Regions from separate parts of the Homo sapiens genome. Here region 2 is linked to region 1. Evidence: read pairs that join two places in POLR2A ChIA-PET (ENCODE). Cell type or tissue: GM12878. All regions are shown on one strand. Each heading gives the region's core, and the rest is flanking DNA. Links, peaks and the distances in the headings are about the cores only. Region 1 overlaps IRAK3 (interleukin 1 receptor associated kinase 3). Region 2 has its middle 18 kb from the start of MIR6502.

The links. ChIA-PET counts read pairs that join two places held together with the same protein. Peaks named below come from ENCODE experiments on the same cell type or tissue, not always from the same donor. Only the 100,000 strongest peaks of a DNase experiment are listed, where the experiment ranks them.
Region 2: POLR2A ChIA-PET joins it to region 1 with 10 read pairs; 2 of 35 experiments call an interaction of 5 or more read pairs at or near these places.

Annotation. Positions count from the first base shown.
Region 1 is chr12:66,192,219-66,197,600 of GRCh38, reverse strand. All of the region lies in intron 1 of IRAK3 (interleukin 1 receptor associated kinase 3), which reads right to left. Among named protein-coding and RNA genes, the nearest start is that of IRAK3, 5.7 kb to the right of the region's middle. In GM12878, for the core only: no CTCF peak of the experiment used is centred there; DNase peaks (open chromatin) are centred at 530 and 2,300; H3K27ac peaks cover 953 bases.
Region 2 is chr12:66,266,451-66,271,832 of GRCh38, reverse strand. No RefSeq gene overlaps it. Among named protein-coding and RNA genes, the nearest start is that of MIR6502, 18 kb to the right of the region's middle. RefSeq lists an enhancer at 1-54. In GM12878, for the core only: a CTCF peak has its summit at 1,849 (motif pointing left); DNase peaks (open chromatin) are centred at 1,856 and 3,022; H3K27ac peaks cover 392 bases.

The DNA of each region.
Region 1 (5,382 bases), core at 100-5,099:
GATTGCTTCCGGACTGGAAATGAAATATGTTTTCTCTTTTTCCAACTGGTGATTCACACTGCAACCTTAATAGCTTTTCTCTAATGATGATGCATTCTGAATAGAAACATTGCTAAAGAGTATTTTTAGCATCCATAAAATGTATACTTCATTTAGATCCAATTCTATAAAATAGCTCCAATCTGATACAACAGGAATGCAAACTCTCAACATGTTAATTACATTCTTCAATATTTATCATTTTCTTCAACTCTCCCTTACGTGTCCCCTTTCAGAATATAGGACTTTGTTTACTCGCAGTACATATCAAATAAAAATACAGAGAAAAGTTCTCAATGACTAATTATGTTGATAAAGTTAAAAGCATTCTAAACTGAAAATACAAATTAAGAAAAACATGCTGTTAGTTAAGCATTGTTTAAAACCATTTTTTGGAACACAAATCTTTGTTGAAAGTCGTATTGGAGTCACATAAGCCAAAAAGTCAACCTAAGAAGTTCAGAAATCAGATGCTCAAAAGTCCTTGAAGGCTGTTTTGAGAGTGCAGGACTGACTGTTTTCAGTTGCAGAAATCACGTCTCCATATGCAAATATGTCTCTGAAGGGGTTTTTTCAAATAATGCAACACATCCGTATTTGGAATCTTTGTATTTGCATACAACCACATGCCAAAACCCCTGCAAAATTAAGACTCCATTCTCACAAAGCTTGTTTTTAGACACTGTAAGGGAAAAAGGAAAGATGTCTCTTTCTTTCTACAAAGCATGCAAAAAATTAGACAATTTTTTAAAAGAACTTTTAAGGTTAAAGACATTTTTAATTCCAAAAGAGTAAAACAAAAGTCAAAATTATAAGTTAGATCTATTCTTCATACCAGACTGTTAGCATTAACACTTACTAGTTAATATATTTTATAAGAAATAGTTCTTATTCATACTTAAGCTCATGTGTATGTTTTACCCCATGCCTGAGTAGGACTCATAACTGCGGAGGGCTGTGTGTGACTTCTCAGGTGCCCCTCTGTCTGTCCTGCTCTCTTAATCCTAGACACAGGTAGGAACCTAACATTAACTACCTCTGGGAGATAATTCACCCTCAACACCAAGGTTTCAGTCAGAAGCTATGTAATTTCATTCCCAGGTGAATATCAATACTATTTCCCCACACATTCTTCCCTTGTTAAACTTTTATAGGTCTGTTGCCTACACTAAATTGGAAAATTCTTACAAGCAGGGACTAGGACATTGTATTTACAGTGCTTTATCAAAGATTCTGCCCAACAAGGTTTTTAATAGACAACCCAACAAGGTTTTTAATAGACATTTGTTGATTCATTAATTTATTCAGAATGTACATATTTACTGAGTGCCTGCTCTGTGCCAAGTACAATTTTCGATGCTAAGAGAGTCAGCAGGAAACAAAGGAAGGAAATATCCCTGCTCCCTTGAAGCTTATTTCTAGATGAAGAATAAACAAATAAACATATATATGTTTACATATATATATAGTTTATTTTATATATACATAGAGATACTTACATACATAAAGTATGTGAGAGGTGATAAATGATATAGAGAAAAATAAAGTGGAAAAGAGGCATAAGAGAGTGGTGGGGGGGGGTGTCAATTTTAAAAGAGTGGCCATGGCCAGGTGTGGTGGCTCACACCTGTAATCCCAGCACTTTGGGAGGCCGAGGTGGGTGGATCACCTAAGGCCAGAAGTTCGAGACCAGCCTGGCCCACATAGTTAAACCCCGTCTCTACTAAAAATACAAAAAATTAGCCTGGTTTTGTGGTAGGCGCCTGTAATCCCACTCGGGATGCTGAGGCAGGAGAATCTCTTGAACCCGGGAGGTAGAGGTTGCAGAGAGCCAAGATTGCACCATTGCACTCCAGGCTGTGCAACAAAAGCGAAACTCCGTCTTAAAAAAACAAAACAAAACAAAAGAGTGGTCAGAGTAGGTAATAGTTAAACAAAAACATGAAGGAAGTGAAGAAGCAAGCCTACAGGTTACTGGCAGGAAGAACGTTCCTTGCGTGTTCAAGGAACAAGGAGGCTAATGTGGTTGGAGTCAAGCAAACAAGAGGGAGAAGAAAGTGAGAAAAGCCACACAGGACTTCAGGGTTTGCTCTGACTGGCCTGGGAAGCCGCCAGAGGGTTCTGAATAGGGCAATGATAGCATATGCTTTACAGGCATCACAGGCTTGCCGACTGCTGGGCTGAAAAGACACTCAAGGAGGTCAAGGGCAGTAGCAGGGAGTCTGAGCCCAGTCAGCCAACTGCTAAAATAGTAGAGGTGGGAACCGATGGTGGTTGGTGCCAAGATGGTTACGGTGGCAGTGGTAAGAAATGGTCAGATTATTAGACAGATCCTGAAGGCACAGTCAGCAGCATTATTTACTGAGAGATAGGATGTGGTTTGTGAGAGAAAGTGACAAGTCACAAAAGGCTAATATTTTTGGCCTGAACAAATGAAGAATGGAACTGCCATTACTGAGATGGGAAAACTTTGGGAGGGCTGGGGGAGCATTTCTGAGCTGTTAAATTGGAGATGTCTGTCAAATAGGCAAATAGATGGATGAAGATGACATTCCAGAGGGAGACTTGGGCTAGAAATTTGGGAGTAGTATATAGATTGAATTTACGTGAATTTAGCAGATAAACAGAAGAGACAAGGTCCATGGACTAAGCCCAGGGGCACGCTAAGACATTGAGATAAATCTATAAGAAGAGAAGAAATCAAGGAGCATGTAATTTTTTTTTTTTTTTTTTTGAGAGGAGTCTCGCTCTGTCGCCCAGTCTGGAGTACGGTAGTGTGATCCCGGCTCACTGCAACCTTGGCCTCCCAGGTTCAAGGGATTCTCCTGCCTCAGCCTCCCAAGTAGCTGAGATTACAGGCACCTGCCACCACGCCCGGCTAATCTTTTGCATTTTTAGTAGAGACGGGGTTTCACCATGTTGTCCAGGCTGGTCTCGGACTCCTGACCACAAGCAATCCACCCGCCTCAGCCTCCCAAAGTGCTGGGATTACCGGCGTGAACCACCGCGTCCGGCAGGGGCATGTAACGTTCTAGAGCGGAGAAAGCACTTCAAGAAGAAAGGAGAAAGGAGTGATCAACTATATCAAATAAGATCAAAACTTTGAACCAACCATTGGATTTAGCTGTAGTGACTTCAGATGACAGGACTTTCAATGGAGCGGTGGGAGGTGAAACCCTGACTGGAGGGGTTCAAGGAAAAATGGAGGACCTGGAGTATAAATAGCCCTTTTGAGGAATATTACCACAAAGAGGAACAGAGCAGTGGGGTGTTAGCTTAGAGAAGTGAGAGCTAGACATAACATTGTCTAACTAACTTGTGACAGAAATAACACAGTGGTCAAAAAACCAGGCTTACCTGGGAGCGGTGGCTCACATCTGTAATCCCAGCACTTTGGGAGGCTGAAGCAGGAGGATTGCTAGAGCCCAGGAGTTTGAGACCAGCCTGGCCCCATCCATACAAAAACTTCGCCAGGTGTGGTGGCATGTGCCTGCAGTCCCAGCTATTTGGGAGTCTGAGGTGGGAAGGATCACTTGAGCCTGGGAGGTCGAGGCTGCAGTGAGTTGTGATTGTGCCACTGCACTTCACCCTGGATGACAGAGTGAGATCCCGTCTCCAAAACAACAACAGCAACACAAAAAAAGCAGGCTCTACTGCATATGGTGACTTCCTTCCAAAAAGTAAGAAACAGAAAGAGAGGGAAGTGAAGTAATTTTACAGGGCAGATATCTGACAGATGCCATCTCAGCCATGGTTAACATAAGCAGTGATAACTCCTGTAAATAGTACCGACCCTGGATACAGGTCAGTACTTTATGGTTTTCCTCCCCCAAATCCATAACCTCAGTCTGATCATGAGAAAAACATCAGACAAATCGCAGTTGAGGAACAGTCTACAAAATAGTGGATAAGTTCCAACCAATACTCCTCAAAACGAGGAAAGTCTGAGAAACCATCACAGCCAAGAAGAGCCAGAGGATACGACAAATAAATGTAATGTGGTATCCTGAATGGGATCCTGGAACAGAGAAAGGACATCGGGTAAAAGCAAAGGAAGTCTGAATAAAGCATGGACTTTAGTTAATAATAATGTGTCAATATTGTAATGAATGCAGCACACTCATGCAAGATGTTAATAATGGGAAACTGGGTGCGGAGTGTACTAAGGATGTAGAGTATCTGGGAACTCTTCCTACTATCTGCTAAACTTTTCCATAAATTTAAAACTGTTCTTAAAAAAATACATCTAGGCCAGGCGCGGTGGCTCACGCCTGTAATCCCAGCACTTTAGGAGGCTGAGGCAGGCAGATCACCTGAGGTCGGGAGTTCGAGACCAGCCTGACCAACATGGAGAAACCCTGTCTCTACTAAAAATACAAAAAAAAATTAAGCCGGGCATGGTGGTGCATGCCTGTAATCCCAGCTACTCGGGAGGCTGAGATAGGAGAATCATTTGAACCCGGGAGGCGGAGGTTGCGGTAAACTGAGATTGCGCCATTGCACTCCAGCCTAGGCAACAAGAGCGAAACTCCATCTCAAAAAAAAGATAATAATAACATAAAAAAACACATCTATTTAAAATTTAGAAAGAAAAGAAAAGAAAAAAAGAACATAGAATATGCAGTCTGATCATCTGGTTAGAATCTTAGTGTGCCATTTAGAAGACTGTGACTCAAGGCAAGTTACTTAAATTCTCTGAGAATCAGTTCACCTATCTATAAAATGGAAATAGGAAGAGTGTCTACCTGATAGAATTGTTGTAATAAGTAAATGAGATAATCCATGTAAAATGCTTACCACAATGGCCAATAGTAAGCCTTGACAGGAGGTAGCTTTATTATTATTACTACTATTATTTTGAATCTTTATTGAATATACAAATGCACACTTAATGTGATTTTACATTTAATTTTTAAAGTAATTATTAATGATTTATATAATAATTTCCCTTTTCTTTCTTGAGAGGAAGAAAATTGAATACAGCCTATTATATATCATTTGCAAAAAGCGTTTCTCAGTACATCGTAAGTGTTGAGAGGTTTTTACGGTGTCAGCTGCTCCAAATAATTTAATTTAAATACCAATCTATGGTAATGTAATCAGATGAGTTGTCTCCAGAGGTTCTGTATGTACTACGTTATCATGTCTGTAACGTAAACAACATATTTCATTTGGGCTTTTGGGCTCTTGCTTTCACTAAAAGCCATAAAGTCATCAATGATAACCACAGAATATATTATCTTGTGATTACATTATTTTTAATAACAATACTTGACAAAAGTGATTTGAAGAGTACTATGTAGAATATGTTTAAAAATAAAAGTAATTAAATGAAGTAATGAA
Region 2 (5,382 bases), core at 274-5,273, 74 kb before region 1:
GCCTGACATTCTGCTAGGTACAGGTGAGCAGAGACACACCTGGAGCTCTCTTGGGGCTTTTAGCTGAGTCTGGGACACGGATATTCAATAATGACCAGAAACCCAATGCAAAGTGCAACAGTGATAAATGCTACAAAAGGGAAGTGTCTAGAGCTAACAGATCACCTAAAACAGAGCTTTAACCTCATCTGAGAGGTCAAAGAAGGTTTTCTCAGAGGAAAGGATACAGCCCAAGCCTGAAGTCACCTTTCTGTTAATGTCCAGAAAAGAGGAAGAGTTCAGTGCATTGCGGGCAGGTGGAGCATTCCAGATAGAGGACACAGAAATGGCTTCCAACTGTGTGGGAAACCCATGCTTTAGGGATTCATCATAGAACTCATGCAGATCATGATTGTTCCAAGAATTCTTTCCAGAATTGGCACAGATATGGGCAGAAAACCAAGGTGATGGCCAGGCGTGGTGGTTCACACCTGTAATCCCAGCACTCTGGGAGGCCGAGGTGGGCAGATCACCTGAGGTCAGGATTTCGAGACCAGCCTGGCCAACATAGTGAAATCCCATCTCTACTAAAAATACAAAAATTAGCTGGGTGTGGTGGCAGGCACCTGTAATCCCAGCTACTTGGGAGGCTGAGGCAGGAGAATCCCTTGAACCTGGGAGGTGGAGATTGCACTGAGCCGAGATCAAGCCACCACATTCCAGCCTGGGTGACAGAGTGAAACTCCATCTCAAAAAATAATAATAAAATAAAATAAAACCACGGTGAAGAAGCAAGGCCCTCCTCCAGTTTACTGAATGTTGAGGTTGTGCCATAGTAGTAAGAGTATCTCTAATACCAAAATCTCTATGCAGTATGCTCACACACACTGGGTTTACTTAATGTAGATGGAGTTTCCCTGACATACTCTGGAGAAATGGCTCAAGCCTATACACAGTCATTAGAAAGGGAGGCTTCTGTTATGTTTGCCCAAAGCTTACAGGAAATATCCCTTGCAACCCACTCTGCCAGGAAACCATCTTTACGTAATTCCTCCCTGTGTTCCAATGGCACCTGTTGCATGTTCTGTCCATACACTTACCTCATGGTAGTTCATCATTTGTTGATATCTCTGTGTCTTAAAAGTTTGACAGGAAATATAGCTTAGTGTTTAACTATTTACTATGCTATGTTTAATGTTGCTAAGAACAATATTTTTCCTTAAAAACAGAAACTTAATACCTTGGCTGCTTTGGAGGCCCCTCAAGAATCTTGCATTTAAGGAAGTAACTGAAATATTAGAACATTTTGTCTGTGCTAAATGTCTTTGTATTGCATTTTAGTGGCTATTAATTACTAGTAAAATCACTTTCCCTCTCTTCAGCTCCCCTTATTAAAATCTCTGTGATATAAGGCAGATCAAGATGATCAGTAAGAATACATCATTAATTTTGCAACTGAAATTAAATGAAAATAAGTAGAAAAGAAATAAAGGTTTAGAACAGATATTTGGGATAATTTAGAAACATGTTTGAAATGAACTAATTAAATATTAACCTTATCTAAAGCTATTAAGCTAAAAATAGGAAAGCACCTTTCATATAAATTCAGTGATCTGAATTATTAATATGCAAAATTAAATGCCATGTTCAATTTCAGTTTTTTACACAAACATGAATATTGATATTATCCGTAAAACCAGAAAGACCTTGCAATCATACGGTGCTTCGAGGCTTGTACAACATGGAGAATTTCAGTTTCCATCAAATAAACAACAAATTACTTTAAAAATTAAACAAAGCTGAATTTTTCAGAAAGTTGATTTGCTAAGTGCCTGCACTATTTCTTCCTGGAATGTAGAGAAAGTGACCCCTAGTGGAATTCTAATGAAGCATTCCTCCAGCTTTGTTCACTTATTTAGCCAATCAACAGATGCTGCCTGGCTGGGCTCTGGAGACAAAGACATGATTGAAAGTGAAGTTTCGGATGGTAGTTGAGAAGCAAGCATTTGTAGAAAAGATTGATCAGAGCTACGAGTCAGAGAGTGGAAGTAGTTAACTTGGCAAGGGCTGGAGGAGAGGGAGGTAGGGTGGCTGGACAGAGGAGGGTAGAAGTGAGAAAGGCCATTCACACAAAGAGCTTGAGCAGCTTGGTGCCTCCTGGAAACTGCCAGTGGTTTTATTTGGTGAGGAATGAGCACTTCCAGGAGAATGGATAGGGTTAGAAAAGTAGGCAAGGACCAAGCCATGACACGCGACAGGGTCTGGTCTTTAATCTGGTCTTTGGGGATAATGTCCCCCAAACACTGTTCTTGGATATTAATGGAGGTAACAAATACTGCTCAAACCACAGTCAGAATGCTAGGATGAACCAGGCCTCCCGTAGATACAAGAGATTGTATAAAAATGGGCTTCTTTAACTGTTTGCAGCCCTCTGAAAGACCATGTCAGACAGACTAGAAGATTTTTTAAGTCAGGGAGCAAAGACAGAACTGGGAAGTGGCTTAGACACAAGAGGAACTAGAGAATAAGCAACAGTTTAAAATGTTGTGATTATGGATAGAAAGAAGAGCCAGTGGGCCCAAACATCTCTACAGCAAATACTCCCAGCTGACGGGACGTAGCACATGTGGTTGAGATCTTACGAATACCCAGCAGGGCTGGAGTGGCAGTTACCTTTAAATAACACCTCTGTTCACAGCAGCGGCGAGGTAAAACCCATTACCTTAATGACAAAAATCACAATTACTTCTGCACCAACCTAATAGAAGCCCAGAGAATGGCAGCCTCTGAGGAAACAGAGGAGGAAGAAATGAAGAAGGTAGAGGGGGAAGGAACAAAGCGGTAGAAATAGAATCAAGGGAGAGCCATCTCCTGGAATGGGAGGGAGAGAGAGAGAGACCTTCCAGAAAGTACTCAACAATATCAGATGCCGCAGAGAAATCAGGTGAGGTGAAGCCTAAATTTTGATCATTATGATTGGCAGCCAGGATGCCATGGATTTTCCGAGAGAGAGAAATGGTAATGGAGTGGAGGGCAAACCCTTTATGTAGGAGCTGAGGAACAAACAGGAAGTGAAAGAAGGAGCAAGCCAGAGCTTGCTTTATCAAAGAGCCTGGCTAAGAAGAAGCGGAAGTTACATGAAGATATATGATGAAAGAAGGGGTTTTCCTCCTAAATATTGAAAAAGCTATGTTTATGTGTTCAGGAGAAGCAGACATGAAAAATAAGTGGCTGAAGATAAAGTAGGAAAGATGATTGATTGAATAAAGGACAGAAAAGGGATCAAGAGCATAGAAGAAAACATTTGGATTAGGCAAGAAGATAAGGACGGGAGGCGGGAGCGAGGAATGCATATTCTGTGGATCTGTCCATAAGCAAAAGCAGGAATGAAGAGTTAAGCCCAATACCTGCTATTTTTTTTCTCTGCAGTTGAAAGCAGAGGCAGTGCCTGAGAGCCAGAGGGATAGAAAAGGCAAGGAGGCTTGAAGAGAAGCCTTCTAACAACTGTTGTGGAGTAAGGGGTGATGGATGGCCTGGGACAAGCAAAAAGACCCCTAAGCAGCAGAAAGAAACTAACCCAAGGGGAACCCATGAATATGTAGTGGCATGTGTCTGCTGGGTGCTGCGGTGGCTTTAACAGCACCCAGGCACAGAAACAGAAAACGCAGATCCCAGGGCCAGCATTTTGCAGATCAGATAAGGCAGAAAAGAAATAGGATGCTGCTAAAATAAAAAAAATTTTAAAAATAAATAAATAAATAAAAATTAGGGACATAAAGCCTGAGGGTGGAGGTGAGGATGGTGTAATGATAAAGTAACAGAAAATGGAGACATGGAGGGGCCGGGGGTCTTGGTGTTGGAGGTCAGTTCTGATGGGGGCAAGAGACTGAGAGCCCAGAGACAGGAGTTTGTGATTGAAGAGGAAAGCGCTAGCCATCTCTTGAGAATGTCTTATGTGCCTGGCACCATGCTAAGCACATCATCCATAGAATTTTATTTAATCCTTACAGAAAACCTATAAAGTTAATATTATTCTCCTTACTTTACAGATGAAGAAATTGAAGCTCCAATACAGCAGCTAACTTGTGTGGTATCACACAGCTGGTTGACTTGCCCAAAACCTTCACATTTCCTTCCAGTGCTGAGAGGTGGAGCTATTGGGTGATGAAAAGGATAAGGGTGGCCTACAAGAGGGAATTGTTCTTCCAGAGTGGGTTTCAAGGTCAGTAAAACAGAAAGCTAGTTTGTTTGCTTGTTTGCTTGCTTGTTTTGCTTTGTTTTGTTTTTAGAGAACTAGTTTTGTACATGCGCTGGCATGTTGATAATGGATGAGTAAACTATGGTAGCTGGGAGTGGGGATAAAGATACTAGCTAAGAGAGTAGATTGTATGTCCAGAAGCAAGGGTACTGAGCAGAGATGCAGAGGGTGAAATCACCAAATTGTATGAGCCCTGAAAGTGTTGACTGTTTTGTATGGGGCTGGGCAGGACTGCCTATGTAATTTGATGGGCGCTGTGCAAAACAAAAATGGGGGGCCTAAATATAGTGCCATGAAAGGTACTGAAATATGAAACCGTTTCCTTCTGCAGTCTTTCTCTCTCTTGACCTGTCATGGTGTTTTTATTTGATATTTCATTTCTTGTTCCCTCAGACATGGGGATATTTGCAGAGGGAGTGCAGAGACACCCAGTGGGGGCTCTGTCCCCTGACTCAGTGCATGGCCCACTGGCTTCTGAGTTCTACCTCCCCTGAAGTGCTGCACCCCAGCTGGAGACAGGGAGATCCACCTCCTCATTCCCACAGGCCACCGCCCCCACCCACAGCAGAAGGGGAAGAATCAAGGAGTGGCAACCTCCACATCAGGATGCCCTTGGGACCTGGATCAGTATTGGCAAGAGTCTGTCTGTTTTGAATGAAGTGTTTTGAGTTTTTCTAGCAACTTGGCTGGTAGCTACTGTTTCTAGCAGCCATCAGCAGACCAGACAGTAGCACATCAGTAGGGGATCCACTTGCATGCATCTCCTTGGGCTCACCATTAGGGGTTGCATGCAAGCTTCAATGACACAACCATCATGTGAAAGGTTAAGAGTTTTTAGTGCATACAGACCCTGGGGGGGTTACACACCATGCCTGGAGGACACACACAGACACACACACACACACGACACGGTCAGCAAGCTCAGGCAGAGAGAGAAGGGACCCAGGGGCCAACGCCTTTACTGGGTACAGGGCATTATCCAAACAGATTTCCTGCAGGGAGTTTTAATTGGTGGGTTTAAAGCAAGCAGGTACTAGTTCCAGGAGGTCACGCTGTGACTGAAAGGTGGTCACTTTGAGTTCGAGGGCCAATGTCTGAATGGTCTGTCATTTGCAGGAACATGAATAGAACTGGAAATCATTATG